Regions from separate parts of the Mus musculus genome. Here region 2 is linked to region 1. Evidence: chromatin loops called from intact Hi-C (ENCODE). Cell type or tissue: gastrocnemius. All regions are shown on one strand.

What was found. Peaks named below come from ENCODE experiments on the same cell type or tissue, not always from the same donor. Only the 100,000 strongest peaks of a DNase experiment are listed, where the experiment ranks them.
Region 2: a loop joins it to region 1, with 3 times the contacts of the local background. A loop is called at or near these places in 16 of 42 quality-filtered maps.

The regions. Positions count from the first base shown.
Region 1 is chr17:50,184,866-50,192,865 of GRCm38, forward strand. Rftn1 (raftlin lipid raft linker 1) reads right to left here and starts at 5,632. Exons shown (of 10, transcript NM_181397.2): 1 at 5,356-5,632. In gastrocnemius, CTCF peaks have their summits at 4,583 and 7,024; DNase peaks (open chromatin) are centred at 4,614, 5,103 and 5,483; H3K4me3 peaks cover 4,085 bases; H3K27ac peaks cover 5,522 bases.
Region 2 is chr17:49,947,673-49,955,672 of GRCm38, forward strand. No RefSeq gene overlaps it. Among named protein-coding and RNA genes, the nearest start is that of Gm52302, 83 kb to the right of the region's middle. In gastrocnemius, a CTCF peak has its summit at 4,017 (motif pointing right); DNase peaks (open chromatin) are centred at 3,691, 4,022 and 4,401; H3K4me3 peaks cover 742 bases; H3K27ac peaks cover 1,805 bases.

The sequences.
Region 1 (8,000 bases):
ATATGCAACGATAATAATGAAAAGCGCCTTCGGGGCCCAGGAGACAAGAGAAACTGGAATCTATGTCAGAAATGGATGTGAATGGGAGAAGAGTTATCACGCATAACAACCCCCTCCCCAAATCCTCGGAAGGGTAAACATAAAAGAAACGCCTGCCAAAACACATCCCTGTCAAAGAATGAGCCCAAGTCCTTGGTACCAACTCTCCGCCACCTCTTCTCATCTGAAGGCCAAGGAAATCTGCACAGCAGAGAGCGACTGTCCCATTCTGCCCTCAGAGTGACTGTCCCACAGAGCTCACAGAGTGGCAGACATGGCTCCAGTGGCCACACTTGTCTCTGGACACTTGAACCGTGGCTAGCTCTCCTGAAGAAGTGCAGTCTGCTTTCATTGGACTTTGACTCATTTAGACACACATGTGACAGCCACGTGTGGCTGGTGGCTACTCTATTCCACCCACTCAATAAAATCACAACCCAAATTGATCCTTACTTCACTTCTCAAAAACAAAAGGTATTCAGTCAGATGTGGAGCCACACACCTTTAACTCCCTCACTCAGGAGGAAGAGGCAGGAGGAGCTTCGAGGTCAAGGCCAGTGTGGTCTCTAGAGCAGTTCCAGGACAGTCAGAGCTACACAGAAACAAACAAACAAAGACAAAAACCAGCAACAAAACCAAATAACAGCTCCAGGAACTTAACTCATGTCATCAGGCTTTCAAGACAAGCACCTTTACCTGCTGGGCCATCTCGCTGGCCCTTGATTTGGTTTTTGAGTTGGGGGGCTCCTTTTTAGCTCAGGCTAGCCTTGAACTCTGCACTGTCCTATCTACAGCTCCTAAATGCCAAGATTACAGGTCATGTGTCACCGTGCCAAGCATCACAGTCAGTACTTCTCTACAAGTCCCAACGGTGCGACACTCTAGGCCTGTAAGACAAAAGTACATAAAACACTGGAGGAAGTGACTCTGGTGTGCCATTTCCTGTCATTTCATTCTGACTGCCCCAGTGACATTTCTATTACATTGTTGTGTCTTTGTGAACTTCCAGATCATTCTGCATTTGCTAAACTTGAGCGCCACAGTCTCTTCCTTCAATGTTTTGGGAACACTGGAAAGTAAACCCAGGGCCTACTGAGCTTCACCGCTGTCACTCGTCCTGAAGAGGACTCAGATGGCAGGGCACGCATAAAGTGCTGAGCAGCACCTAGCAACTAGTCTAACACCTAACATTTTGCTAATAACAATGGCAAAATATGTCATGGAACAGGATGGTTCTACAATAACGAAGTTGTTCTAGGTCCAAATACTCCATATCTGTCCCACACCCTAGGAGAACCACCGACTGACAGACGGTTGTGAATGAGACATCATAGGACCTTGATCTCTCATCATCCACTGTCAAGATGGGCAGCTCAGTTCTCTAGTAGATGTCCGCTGTGTCCCTTCTCGTGACCTCTGTCACACATATTTACTATACATGGCAGAGCCCCCTGACCCTCTCCAATATCTCAAGACTGAACATGGGTCATCTGTCCCCTGAGAAACGTGGTCAGTACTGAGACACCGTGAGGGCCATGGAAACATTTCGCTGTCTGTTTCACAGTTCCTGTCTCCCGGATCACCCTAGGTCAAGCCCTGCTCCAGTTTCCACAGAGAGGGACTATAGTGGAAAGGGCCTCTGAGAGGCCATGCACCTTTTCTCAGTAATAAGATGGGTGATGCAGGACTCTATTTCTCACAAAAAGGGCAAATCACACTCTCAGCAAAACTGCTCTATGCTTACGCACCCCAACTCTGCCCTGCCTCCCAGAGAAAATGCAGGTGGCTGTCCACAACGGTGACATCCAAAGGGTATTTCCACCAAGCACAGGGTATTTCATATCAGCACACCCAATGGCCCAGAATCCCCTCAGGAATTTCTAGGCAGAAGTTCAGGGAGATTCTGTGAAAGTTGGGGGTTGGGCTTGTTTGTTTGTTTGTTTGTTTGTTTTGTGTTTTTCTTTTTATGGAAAGCACTCAGTGGAGATTGTTCACAATCTCAGGTCTATTCCCCTACGGACATCCCTTCTATGTCGATCTATAAAGATGCAGCATTCATCTTATCCTCTGCAGTCATTTAAGTCTAAATCGACCTAAGGGCTGAGAAGGAGGCTCAGTGAGTAGTGCTTAGTGGGCAACTGTGGGGATCCGAGTTCGAATCTCCAGGATCTACCTAAGCTGGACACAGCACATCTGTAATCTTGGCACTTTTAGAGTAAGACAGGAGCTAGAGGCAGGGGATTCTCAGAAGCTTAACGGCCAGCTGATCTATGCAGCTGTGAACAAGAGTTTTTTGCCTCAGATAAGGGAGAAGGTGAGTAGAGACCCCCCAAACTTACCCTCTAACCTCCCTCTAACATACACATCTGTATATGTACATGCACACACACACACCAATAAAAAATAAGCACATAGTAGCAGTCAGGGACTGCTTCTTGGAGTCCCCTCTACGTATGAAAACATGTCCACTAGTGTCCCAGCTGGGCCCGGAGAACACTGTCTCGTAGCCCCAGGAAACAGTCATATAAGCAATCATCCTGGTTAAGAGATAGGAAAGCTGGGTTGTGAGTTCATCTCCGGCACATTTGTGCGCTTTCTAGGAATGTTGAATGGAACCACCACCCTAGAAAAAGGCCTCGCAATTTTCTCTGTACACTATACACATGTCTTCTGTGATGCGGGTGTTTGTCCAGGAGAATGGGAAAGATGTCCCCAGGAATCTGTGTACAAATGCACAAATATTCATAGCAGTGTTTTTTTTTTCACAAGAACCAACAACTAACACCACCAACAACAATAAAAACTGGATATAACGCATGTACCCAGGAACCGGGGGATATACTAACCAACTGTGGCATGCACACATCACATGAACATAACTCAGACGTAACAAACCTAACAAAACGGAGTTACTGAACCTTATACAGAACTGCAGAACTCCATGTATATGATGTTTAAATCACAGATTAAACAAACCTATAGTAAGACAGAGCAGTGGTTGCCACCGGGAAGATAGGGGCCATGAAGAAACCCAGGTTGATGGTGTATTACCTGTCTTGATAAGAATCGGGTTGCACAGTGCATACATATGTCAAAACAATGTGCAGACTATTCCACTGTTATGTGTGTGTTACTGAACACACATTGAACATGTGAGTTGAGACACTTATAAAGTAACCCTGTACTAAGACTGTAGCTTATTTTAAAATGCATAAAGCAGCACACTGGAGCGATGGATGGTGCCTAGGTGTGCACTAAAGTCAATCCAGCGAAATGTTAGAAAATCTAGGTATGGTGGGTCTTTGTTTTTGTAGCCTAGGCTAGCCTCTAACTCAATTTTCTCCAGCCTCCTCCACCTTCTGGATTCTGAGATTACAGGCGTATGCCACTGTGCCCTCCTAGGTATTTGTATGATCTCTGTTACAACTTTACTATATAATGTTTTGTTTTGTTTTAATGGGGGCTAGGTGTGGTGGTACATATAATCTCAGTGCTTGGAAGGAAGAATCAATGCAAGTTGGAGGCTAACCTGGTCTACATAGTGGTAGATCCAGACCAGTGAGGGCTACACAGGGAAACCTTGCCTCAACAACAACAATAAAAATCGAAAGTGGTATAGAAATATGGGAGTACCCCCTTCTTAGCCTACCAAGTTCACATTTGATAAGGCAGCCATGGCCACCCAGCCATGGGACCACCCAGCTCCATCTCTGACATAAGTGAAGCCTGGAGAAACTCTAGGCACTTTACAGGGATTCCCACCACTCAGCCTGCTTCCCCACATACAAAGCAGTCACTGAAATCAAGCCCCAAAAAACCCTGTTCCAGAGGCAGAGAAAAAAATTCACTGACTAGTAGCCCCAATTTATTCCTGCACCAAATCGATTAGCTAACTACGCAATCTGCCTCATTTGTCCCTTGTCCACGATGGGGGTCGGGGGGACGGGACAAAACGACACAGTGTCCTACCCCACTAATGGAGGCACAGGGAGGCTTCCCCAGCTTGAGGCTGCGATTGCTCGGACCTCATGAAACCTCTACAGAAGGCAGAAGAGTCTGCAAGCTCACTCTAGGTAACACTGCTTAACTGAGGTCAGAGCACAGCACCACACAGCTCGTTGTTTAACCCCTGAGGATGAGTGGCTGGTGACATCTGGTGTCACTTGAACTTCCTCAGAATCCAGCTGGTCAGAAGGTACAAATTAGGAATCCTGGCAGCCACGGGTATGCTGGGTTCAATGGCCCTACCCATGGGTTTGTAGGCCACTCACATTACACCCTGGGCTTCCTTCCTGGAAAAGGCTTATCCTGAGATGACACTCCATAGTAGCCGTTGGGAGACACCTGTTCTGACCTTAACACCACCACCCACTCCCACCCCACCTCCCTGCGCCCCTTCTGAAAACAGCTGTATGAACAGAGGGTCTGTTGCTGGGCAGTTAGGCAGCCACTCATATACAAAGATCTGTGCCAGATTCTTTTTAAAAAATAGTTTTTGTTTGTAAGCCCCTAAACAAACTCACTCACACCACCCACCGCCCACAGGGGGCAGCTGAGAGCCAGCAGCCAACAGGCATCAGGGAGCACGCGCGGGGCTAACCCTGCCCTCTGCGCGATTCTGGCCTCCAAAGACAGTGATGCCAGTAGACCTGGCGCACTCGCCTGACAGTCAGGCTTCTTTAAATACACACTCCCTCCTCCTCGCCCAGACCCCATGCCCATCCTGGTGTGCCCCATGCCTAGAAAAGTGTGTTACAACAAGGCAAGAAAAAAAATCCCCTTTTCAGAGGAGAAAAGCCCCATTTCTGGTGCCTGGGATTTAGCTCTCAGTATTTCCACCGAGTACCCTCCTGCCTGCTCTCAAGAGTCGCACACCTCTTCCCTGGGTCGAGCCCAGGTCTCCGGGTGCACGTGGGCGGTGGCAACTCCCATCTGCTCCGGGCCCAGTACCCACTAAGGCCCCGGGTCCTGACCCACCTGTAGCCTCCAAGCTCCCCTCCGCGTCCTTCTAGCAGACCTCCGCCTGCGAAGCCCAGGACCCCCAGCAGGCGACCTCTCACCCCAACGCTCTCTCGCTTGTTTGTTTTGCTTTTTTTCCCCCTCTTCATCGGGGGAAAAAAAGTTGGCCCAGAATCTGGCGTCCCATCGATCTGTCCCCATCCCCACGCGACCTGCACCAGGGGGCTCGCCTAACAGCTCCGGAGCCCCCGAGGTGCCACGAGGAGCTGTCGCCTGCTCACCCGGATCCCGGGCCAGCAGAGCCAGCGACCCAGGCCTCTGCGCGCCACCTCGCCGGCCCGCCGCACGCCCACCTACCTTAGGGGACCAGCAGCGGTGACCGTGGCGCGGGCGGAGACAGCGTGCTGTGTCCCGGGATGAAAGTTTGTGCCATGCAGAGCAGGGCGGCGCGCGGACGACGCGACCCCGGGGGTGGGGGCAGAGCGCGGGGCGCGGCCGCTCGCTTGTCGTCTGTCCCTCCGGCGCTGGCCGCACAGGTACCTCTCCAGAGCCAGTGGCCGCCGCGCTCCCGCTCGCTGCGCTCTGCGCCCTGCGCGCTCTGATTCCAGCCCCGCCGCCCCCACTCCACCCCGCGCCGCCGCCGCCGCCTCCGCCGCGCGTCCGCCCGCTACACTTCCTCTTCCTCTGAACTCATGTGCAAAATATGCTGTGCTGCATCTTCTTGGGGGAAGCCGAGCGGCCCCTGGCAGCCCCGCACGAGAGACCCGTCCGCCCCGTGCGTCGCCAGCGCCGCGCAACCGGGCTCTCCCTCCCCCTCCCCCTAACCCCACCTCTCTTTCCCAGGCTTGGGTTTTGGGACCTGCTTAGGAGAGCACCAAGGTGGCAGCCAAAATACTGGGAAGGCGACGGCCATCAACGTGCTGATTGATGGCTAGGGCGGGGAGGAGAGCTAGAAAGAGATCCATTCTGGACCCATTCCACAGGTGGGAACGTCCCCAGGCAGCTTCTGCTCCCAGGTTTATCTCTCCGAAAGTAGTGCTTGGGAAGAGAAATAGTACCACTGGCCTCAGCCTCTTTCCCGACTTTATCCAGGTATCCAAAGGTTTGAGATCCTGATGCAATTGGGTCATCTTAGCCTAGCAAAATGGATTCCCCAATGAGAATCCATAAGGCTGTTCCCTAAAACAGGGCTGCTTTACCATAGTGAAAGTGTGAAATCCTGTCTCCTTGAGGCCAGTAAAACAAAACAGAATTACCGTGCAGGGCTTGAGAGCAGGAACCCTAGAGACAAATGGTCAGGATGGATTGCTGCCTTCTGTCCTTACTTCCCAGTGACTGGGGGTGACTTTGGGCCTGTTCATCGGCCAACCAGCACTTCCTTGTGTCTTATTAAATGGAAAATGCTTGGAAGCGTTCTATAATTCTGCGATTATCGTTATTATCATCATTACCATAAGGGGCTGAGATTTAATTGATTACCCTGTTCTGGTTGGGCAAAGAAGGGTCCTTAGGCATTGGAGCTACACGCGGCAGAGGGCTGGCTGATCTAGACCCTGTGTTTTAATGAGGTCCTTCTGGTACTAGAAACATGCGCGAGGGGGGAGGCAGCACTGCCTGTTTACAGGAACTCCTCTTGTGAGAGCTACTCAGGGATTTTCTTCCCTGTGGCCCTCTCCTACTCCCCCCATCACTCTGCCCCTGAATTGTCTTTTTACTCCTCTGCCTATTTACCCACCCCATCCCGGCATTCCGCCCACTTTTCTCCACATTTCCCTATCCCTAGTTCATGTCTGGAAATAATAAGCCAGGACAGGGGTCCAGGGCACCCCAGTGTTGAACATTTATTTATGAAGTCAAAGGGAGGGAGGGTGCCTTTCCGCTAAAGATCCTGCTGAGACCTGGAAATCAGGACTCTTACACCAGTGTTCAGGACCGTTGATGGTCACTACAGAGAGAAAACAGCACCTAACAGAACCTAACAGTGCCAGCCAGTGGTCAACAAGAAATCGCAGGGCATCAAAGAAGAGAGGGACAAGGAGGAGGACAGGGAGAGGCAGAGGCAGAGGGAGAGAGACAAACATGGAGAGACACAGAGAGGAGACAGATTATTTTTAAGCAAGTTCTTTCCACTTATGAATTTTGTGTTTGTAGTTTTATTTTAGGGTGCGTTGGGGGGGTTGGGTTTTTTTTTTGTTTGTTTTGTAAACACCAGTTCCTCGAGGGAACCTTATGCTGACATTTTCCATCTTCTGTCCCTCACTACTGTCCTTAGTACCAACACTGTGTATTTAAATGTCTTTGATGAATTTTTTTCCCTACCTGCTTTTCCATGTTTAAGTTTTGTTTGGCTTTCCCTCTGGAACTCTTGACCTGTCTTTCTATACACCACCACGCTTCCTCTCTGGAACATGGCATTTGATAGACATGCACGCAACGAATTATTATTGTATGTGTGGACTCTACCTTAACAATTACCCTGAATCTTCTCAGTCTCTTTTTTGCTTGTGATACTCGATAAGTAGCCAAGCCTTGGGGTCACCTATGTTGTATAGGAAGAAGCCTGGACTGCTGTGGGCCGGCTGGTTAGGGGACAAACCCTGGGCAGCTGGGCCTTACCTCTAACTGACCTCATCTACCCAGCCTCAACCCCAGAGATGCTGGAACTGGATCCTGGTGGGTTACCTTGGCAACCTCACAGTGTTGTCTGTTAGAATGTCCTAGGGCGGCAGCTTTTAATTCTATCACAGCGGTCTCTTCGGGGGGGTTGTGTAATAGTGCTGTTTCTCTTCTGCTCACACTTCCTTCCCTTATGATTTCACACTAAGTACTTGTGAAGGATGCTGAACACGAGGAAAACCGAGCTATTACTGCACAACAGGTCACAGATGCTCCCAGAACCGGGATCCTGCCTGTGGGAAGCTGATAAAACACAGGTCTGAGCTAATGGGAAAGCTGGGTCCCCTCACACCCTGTGGGGGAAGGAGGAGTTTACCCGGCCTAGA
Region 2 (8,000 bases), 240 kb before region 1:
GGACCAGCCATATGATGGTATAGTATAGAATAGAGGGGGAGGGAGAGGGAGGGGGGGAGGGAGAGGGAGAGGGAGAGAGAGAGAGAGAAGAGAGAAGAGAGACAGAGAGACAGAGAGACAGAGAGACAGAGACAGAGAGTAGAGAATTAAAAGCTTGCCATGAACACATGGAGAGAGGAGAAAGGGGATAGGGAAGGGAGGGGGAGGGAAAAGCCCCAAGAGAGCGGGAGAAAAACAAGAGAACAAGAGAGGGAGGAGGGGCAAGCAGTCTCTTTTATAGTGGGCCAGGCCTACCTGGCTATTGCCAGGTAACTGTGGGGAGGAGTTTATACAGAAAGCTAACAACTTTAATAGTGAAGTCTTTGGGGAGGAAAAGAGTAACTCTTTACAGAGTTGGTTCAGAAGGTCCACAAACATTATTTGTGCATAACTGGAGTTCAATACAGCAATCAGGAAGCAGTTTTATCCTTCGAGGGTTAATTCTGCCCCCCTGGAGCAAAGGAGAAATCTCATTAAAGCCCACAGAGCTCATATGCTCCTTGCACCTTTATAGACATATTCTCCCCAGGTAGCCTCTGGGACATGGAGAAATGAGGCTTTTCAGTGTCTACCTTTAGTTGCTCTGTGAGTTATTCTTGAATGTACAGAAATGTATGCAGTTACACTAGGGAGAATCAGTCAATAAAGCCTGGGGGAAGGCCAGGAGCCATGGAGCCATGACAGCATGGAGACAAGGGGGTCCTTGAAGCTCTGTGGCCAGCCAGTCTGGCCAGTCATTGAACTCTAGATTCAATGAGATTCAATGAGAGAGCTTGTCTGGGGAATTAAGATGAGCAGAAGTCCAGTGGACTTCCCCACTCAAGTGCAGGCCACACTAGTCAGAAGAACAGGGTGTTCTGGGATGGGACCCCAGCAGAATCATCATCAAAGAGAGCAGAGAGGCTTCATCCAGCAACTGATGGGAGCAGAGTCCCACAGCCAAACCTTAGGGGGAGCTCAGGAGTCCTGTGGAGGGGGGGGCACCAGAAGAACAGGGCCCACAGAATCAACTGACTGTGACTCATGGGGGCTCACAGATATCAGGGACCCTGTAGAGGTGTATATGTGTATATGTGACCTAGGTCTTATGCATATATGTAATGGCTCAGTAACTTGGTGTTCTTGTAAGACTCTTTTCCTCCTTCTGGATTACTTTGTCCAGCCTTGATGGAATGGCATGTGGCTGGTCTTACTATACACATGTGCACATACATATACCATACATGTGCACATACATATACCACATGTCTACACATACATATGCCAAACATGCACATATGTATACCACACATATGCACATATATACTACATACATATACCACGCATGTGCATACATATACCACACATGTACACATACATATACTAAGCACATACACAAATGGATTATTCATCTGTGTTTGGTAGTACGTGTAAATTGTTAATATTTTTATTTTTTAAAAAAACTTTATTTTTTTGATTATTGGTACCGGGAATTAGATCTCAGACCTCATATTGCTAGGCACATGGTCTACCAGCTCAGCTACACTCACAGTTGGGTAGGCCTTTTAGGAAACATTTTACTCAGACCCTTCAAGAACAGTTTTCTGGGGGCATCTTAAAATATTAAGTTAATAAGAAAGTTACAAGGGAGCCATGTGGCTTTTCTGTGTAATATTCCAATTTTTCTCTGAGCACATATTACCTAAAATAGAAAAGGAACAACTAACGAGCCATTTATTAATGACAGTTGACATACCTGCCCATTGGACAAATCCTTGATGTGTTTTGTGTGATTAGGGCAGTCAATGAGTGACTTCTTTAGCACTAGGAAGCTTGAGGTTTAGGAGCAGGCGAGGGCAAAGCTGCTAAGTCGCAGAAAGCCACGGTGCCCACGCAAGTCTGCCTGACTCTGGAATCCAGGCTCTCTGTCTTGTGTGATCTGGAGCTTCAGGCAGTGGGAGGAAGCGAGCACAAGCTTTCCCACGGCAGCAAGTCCCCCAGAGACTAGATTGTCGGCATTCTCGGAGGTTCCCATCACCTGGTGGCTCTCCCCTTGTCTGTGGTTCCTATGGCTCTGCCCAGTAGTGTGCTGAACCATGGAACCAGACTATCGGCTTTAAACTCCACTCAGAACCTTTAAAGGAGACGTTAAAGTGACTCTTAAACTTTAGATTTATTCCTTAAAAGGAATGGGAGCATTTTGGCTCCTGAGAGTGTAACAAATGAGATTTACTAGCAGTGAGAGACACTTAAAGTCCTCCTTCTGCCCCCCACCCCCATAAATTTTACCGCTTCATTTAAAAAGTAACAGCAACCAAAGATCTTAACATAAGAGCAGATTTAGAACTAGATCATAACTGTGCAATAAGAATAATATTTTTGATACACCCTCTTGTATGTCAGACCAGGGATGGTTTTTATTGGGGCTATTAAGCTTTCCAGGTGGTTTGAAAGGAGGAGAAAAACTTTACTCTTGTTAGCCAGGTTCTTCCATGAGCATTTCATTTATCCCTCTCAGCTGTTCAATGAGGCTTTGTGTGTGTATGTGTGTGTGTGTGTTTATGTATGTTGTATGTATATAGATGTGTGTTGTGTGTAGTTGTATGAATGTGTGTTGTGTGTGTTATATGTGTGTTGTATGTTTAAGTATTGTGTTTATGTGTGTTTTTATGTGTGTTTGTGTATGTGTTATATGTATGTGTGAAGGTCTGTGTGTTGTATGTGTGTTTATATGTGTGCTATGTGTGAGCGTTGTGGGTATGTGTGTGTTGTATGTATGTGGTGTATACATGGTGTGTGCCTAGGTGTGTGTGGTGTATATGTACATATGTTGCACGTATGTGTATGTATGCATATGTGTGTGTTGTACGTGTGCTGTGTGTGTATGTTGTGTGTGCATGTTGTGTGTATGTGTGTGTTGTATGCATATGTGTGTTGTGTGTATTGTGCATATGTGTATTGTGTGTACTGTGGATATGTGTGCATTGTGTGTGTTATATGTTGTTTGTATGTAGTCTGTATGTATGTTGTGTTTGTGTTGTATGTATGTGTATATTGTGTGTGGTATATGTATGTGTGTGGTAAGTATATGTTTGTGTGTATTGTGTGTTGTGTATCTGTGTATGTGTGATAATGTATGTGTGAGTTATGTGTGTGTTGTGTGTTACCCAAGATTAAACAACAGGATAATATATCATACCTGAGCCGTTTCACTGATTGCAAGACGAAAGCTGTGTGTGGTACTGTGCACCTCTGAGGTTTTCTTACCAGGCACAGTGGTCTGTTGCTTCCTTGATTTGTCTAAAATGGCAGGCGCCATGACTGCTCTGCAGCTCTGTGCTACCTCAGGACTTTCTTGCTCTTTGGGGCATGAATCTTTCCTTCTCTCCCCGGTGGCTCAGGCCCTATCTAACTACAGGCAGGCAGTAGGGCTCTGACTCCGGAGATATCCTGTGCTACCCGCTTCTGCCATCTGTCTCTGCAGCTACCGCTCTACCAGAATCCTAGACTTCAGTTTTCTAAACACACTCCCCAGTTCAACCTCGGCAGCCTTTTTAAAATGTAGATATGGTACTGGAGAGATGCTCAGTGGCTAAGAACACTTGCTGCTCTTGTATAAGACCTAAGTCCAGTGCCCATGTTGAGTGGCTCACAACAGCCCAGGACTCTAGCTCCAGGGGGTCCAAAGCCCCCTTCCAGCCCTCAAGTGTGAAAACCTCCACAAATACACATACACAATTAAAAATAAAAGAAAAATCTTTTTTAAAAAGTATACTATCTGAAGCCCTTGAACATACAAAAGCAGGTAGTGATTTTTTTATTTAAAATTGTTATTACATGTATGTATTTACTGGGAGAGAGGATAGCACATGATATATGTATGCAGTTAAGAGGCCATCTCGCCTGCCTATGTCGCTGTTTCCAATACTTTAGTTCAAGGACTGTCCCTGCGCTGCGGCTTGAAAGGCAGCACTGGTAGTTTTAGTTTTTAAATGACTTTTGCCAGGAGGTGGCGCTCTTGCTCACGATTACTGTTAACACAATTAGGTCTTAGAATTTGAAAAAGAGCAGCTTTTGAGAATTGACTTTTCTTTGTTTTCTAGTTGAGTTGAGAAACAGGCCATTTACACAGCACGGTCTCTAAAGACTTATTCTACTGTAAAAACGTTTACTCTAGCAGTAGGTGTCTAAAACGTTAAGCGGAACAATGTCCACCCGCTACTATTCACAGACTGAATTTAACAGGGTTCAGGTCCCAAGTCACATAATTGTATCATTCTAGCTTTTGGCTGCGCGGAACCATAAGGCGAATCACCGTGGTCAGACAGCAAGGGGCCGTGGGTGGCAGAATGCGAATGTGGAGGGTGTTTCGGGAGATGGCTAACAGCCAAGGAGGAACAGTCGGAAAGGAGCCGGCCACGTGTGGGGAAGGGTTCATGGGGAGGAATAACTGAAAGAGGATTTGCTTAGAGGACTGATTATAAGGAGACTCCCTTCAGTGTGGCGCTAGGGCTCAAACCCGGGGCTCTGTGTGTGTGCACGTGCTTGAAAACAAACATTCTTTCACGGAGCCGCAGCACGCTCTCAATTCCAAATGAGCTTTTTCTTGTGCAAGTGAGACTTGGTTGGCCTTTTCGGCTTCCTGTCATTGTCCTCACCCATTGTCTCTGCCTTTGCAGGAACTTGGTGAGAATTTCAGTACATGGAAAAACTCTCCCTAATCCAGCTGGTGTGTATCCAGAGGTCTTGTGTACTGCTGGGACCAAAATATTGTATTAGACAGCTGTATGCTGAAGAATGCCCAGAATAAATAAGTTCTTCCCCCCTCCTCCCTCTCCCTCTCTCTCTCTCTCTCTCTCTCTCTCTCTCTGATTAACATGCTATTTTCGGTGAAGCAAATCTGATAGAGAAAAATGCATAAGTTTTGCATGAGCTTGAAGGAGACCTTCCTGACTGGAGGGGAAATAGCCAGTAATGCGTTCATTCTCAAGGTTGCCACAACATATCAGTAAGAAACGAGTCTTTTATCTAAAGGCTACTTTGACCAGTTCTTACTTGTCTCACCACCTTAGTGATATGTTTATTGTTTGTCTTCTCCTGCCTATTAGGATCTAAGTTACCTGACGCTCTCTTCATACACGGCCACCAAAGCTGTCATGCTTGCTTCATGCCAAGCCGTTCCTACATGTTATCGCATGGCAAGCTAAATTAACAAAGCTTCATTAATTGGACGGACTAGTCTCCTAGCACTAAATATACTTCAATGAAATGCTTAAGAAGCGCACATTCTATTCTTAGAGTTCGCATAAAGGGAACAGACCAAGATAATATAACATATTAAATGTGGAAGTTTAGGGGTCTGCAAGATGACTCAGGAGCTAAGACTGCTGGTCACCAAGCCTGAAGACCTGTGTTTGAGCCCTGGAACACATATGGCAGAAGGACCTCTAACCTCTACTCACACACCAGGCTGCAAGCACAGAACACACATATGCACATTTAACACAGAGATGGAAAAATAACCCACATAATTTAAAAAAGAATTAGGTGTATGGGTGTTTTGGGGGCACATGTCTCTGTGCACCTCTTGTGTGTTTGACGCCTGCAGAGGCCAAGAGAGCATATTGGATTTCTGGAACTGGAGTTATTGATGGTTGTGAGCTGCCATGTGGGTGCTGGGAATTGGACTCCAGTTCTCTGGAAAAGCAGCCAGAGTGCTATTAACAACTGAGCCATCTCTCCAGTCCCAGAAAAAAAAAAAATTTTTCTTGAAAAGCTGTGGATTTTTTTTTTTTTTTTTAGCAAAGAAGTATTTAAAAACTGGCACAAGAAAATGATACAAGAACAAAAAATGTTTAGCTCTTAAAAAGTAAAGAGGCGTGTGGTTGCCCATGGTTGTAGTTCCCTCATTCAGAGCTGAGGCAGGAGAAGGCCACGTCTGGGGCCAGCCTTGGGATATACAGTGAGTTCAAGGCTGGTCTGGATACTTTGTGAGCTTATCGCACAAAACCAGCCAGGGAAAATGAAGTGCTAAGAACCTTTCTGTTTCTCCCCCCCCCCCCCCCCCAGAGGATAATTTACAAACAAAAGTACTCAGTACCTGTGAGGACGGCTCCAAGAGTTTACAAAGTAGACACACGGGTGCCATCAGCACCGGTGTAAAGAAAGCGTGACTGCTCACTTGCTTTCTAACATGACAGAGTAATTTTGCCGGTCTTTACACACCACATGGCTTCAATCAAAGGGCATGTGTTCTTTGGAATCTAGATGCTTCCATTCAGTATGCCTGCAGCATTCACTTCTAGTACTTTCCATAGACGTGCGCTGCCTCCGCTGTACTGTGCGCTGCATGGATTTAGTTGTTTAGTTGTATTTTAGGTAGCTGCTAGTTTGGTCTCTTAGGAAAAGTATTATTTTTCTGTTGCTTTTAAATATCTGTGACTGTTAAACTTTTATTAATTTGTATTACATTTATTTACTTGTGTGTGTGTGTGTCCATGTATGCACATGTGCGTGTATAGCGTGTACATGGAGGTCAGAGGACAACTTACAGAATCTGTCTCTCCTTCTACCATGAGGATCCCAGATACAGAACTTGGGTTTCAGGCTTGCTGACAAGTGTTGTTACTCTCTGAATCATCTGATAGCCCGAATATTAAACTTTTTTGCTTAGAAACTTCAGTAAATCAGTCTATGTCTTACACTTTGTTTAATTATGTGTATGTTTTAATATTATATATGTAAAACATGTATAATATTATAATATGTATGTATATGCATCACATACGCATATATATTATATATACGTTTTTTGAGAATTTCATATATTTTTCATGCCTGGCCTTTGTTCCCCCATCCATGTGTCCTTTAGTTTCAAACAGATCTTTATAGTTTGTGCTTTATAAGCCTCGGTTTGGTTTACAGCCGGCGCTTTAGCTTTATGTCGACTTACTTTAAGCAGGAGAGTTCTTAGGCTCCTGTGTCATTTGGTTTGATTCTCAGAGACTTGATCTGGTGACAGTTGTTGGTCTGTCAGACTCAGGAGAGGCTGTGTATTGGCCCCAGGACACGCACCACTAGACTGTTAAACGTTTTTAGATGCACAGAGCATCACTGGGAGGTTTGTAGTATTTTGTCCACATCTGCAAGCATGGCTGGTGATTGCGTTCTCTGTGCTTTCTGAGGGTTGTTTGTGATAAAGGGTGGTGTGTGTGTCAAATCAGCTTTACATTGAGTTTTTTCTTTTGGAGAAGTATGTAAAATTAGTTCAGCAGTGTATACCATTTCTAGATATGGGAAAATATACTTTCCCACTGATGAAGACCCTTAATTTTTCTTGAACTTATAGAAATGCTGATTGCGTAAATATGAGGCTTTTAGAATTTCTTTGCAAAAGTGAAATCTCACTAGTTGTAAAGAAAAAAATGGTTTATTTCACCAGCTTGTACTGTGCTTTTTGGGGTGTGAACAGGCAGGGAGACAAAATGGAGCCAATGTTGGCAAGTGTTTAAAGGCCCAGGTAGCAAAGATTTTAGTCTTTATGGGTCAGGGTGCCTCATTTTCAATACTAAACTGTGTCTTTGTGTCATGGACTACCATGACAACGTGTCAGCAAATCAAGGTTGTCATGCCTGATAAAATACCACTCAGTAAAGTGCCCAGTTTGGGCGCATAGGAAGTAGCCATCTGTCTGTCTCTGAGTTAGAGTTGTAATTGTCTTGGGTGTTACTGCTGAAGCACTGGGGACTTTGGAGAGGTTCTTTTGATCCACGTTTAGGATAAAGAAAGGAGAATAGTGTGAAGTCTAATAGTATGATTGGAAAGTTGAGCATTTTCATGCTTAGGAATCAGGAAAGTACAGAGGTCTAATGATAATTTTATAGGAAGAAATTACTAATTTTGGTTGCTCCAAACTGGGAGAAGATGGGAGGTGCTAGAGATTATTATAGACCCAGAGGAAACCCCAACTTCAGAGCAGGGAG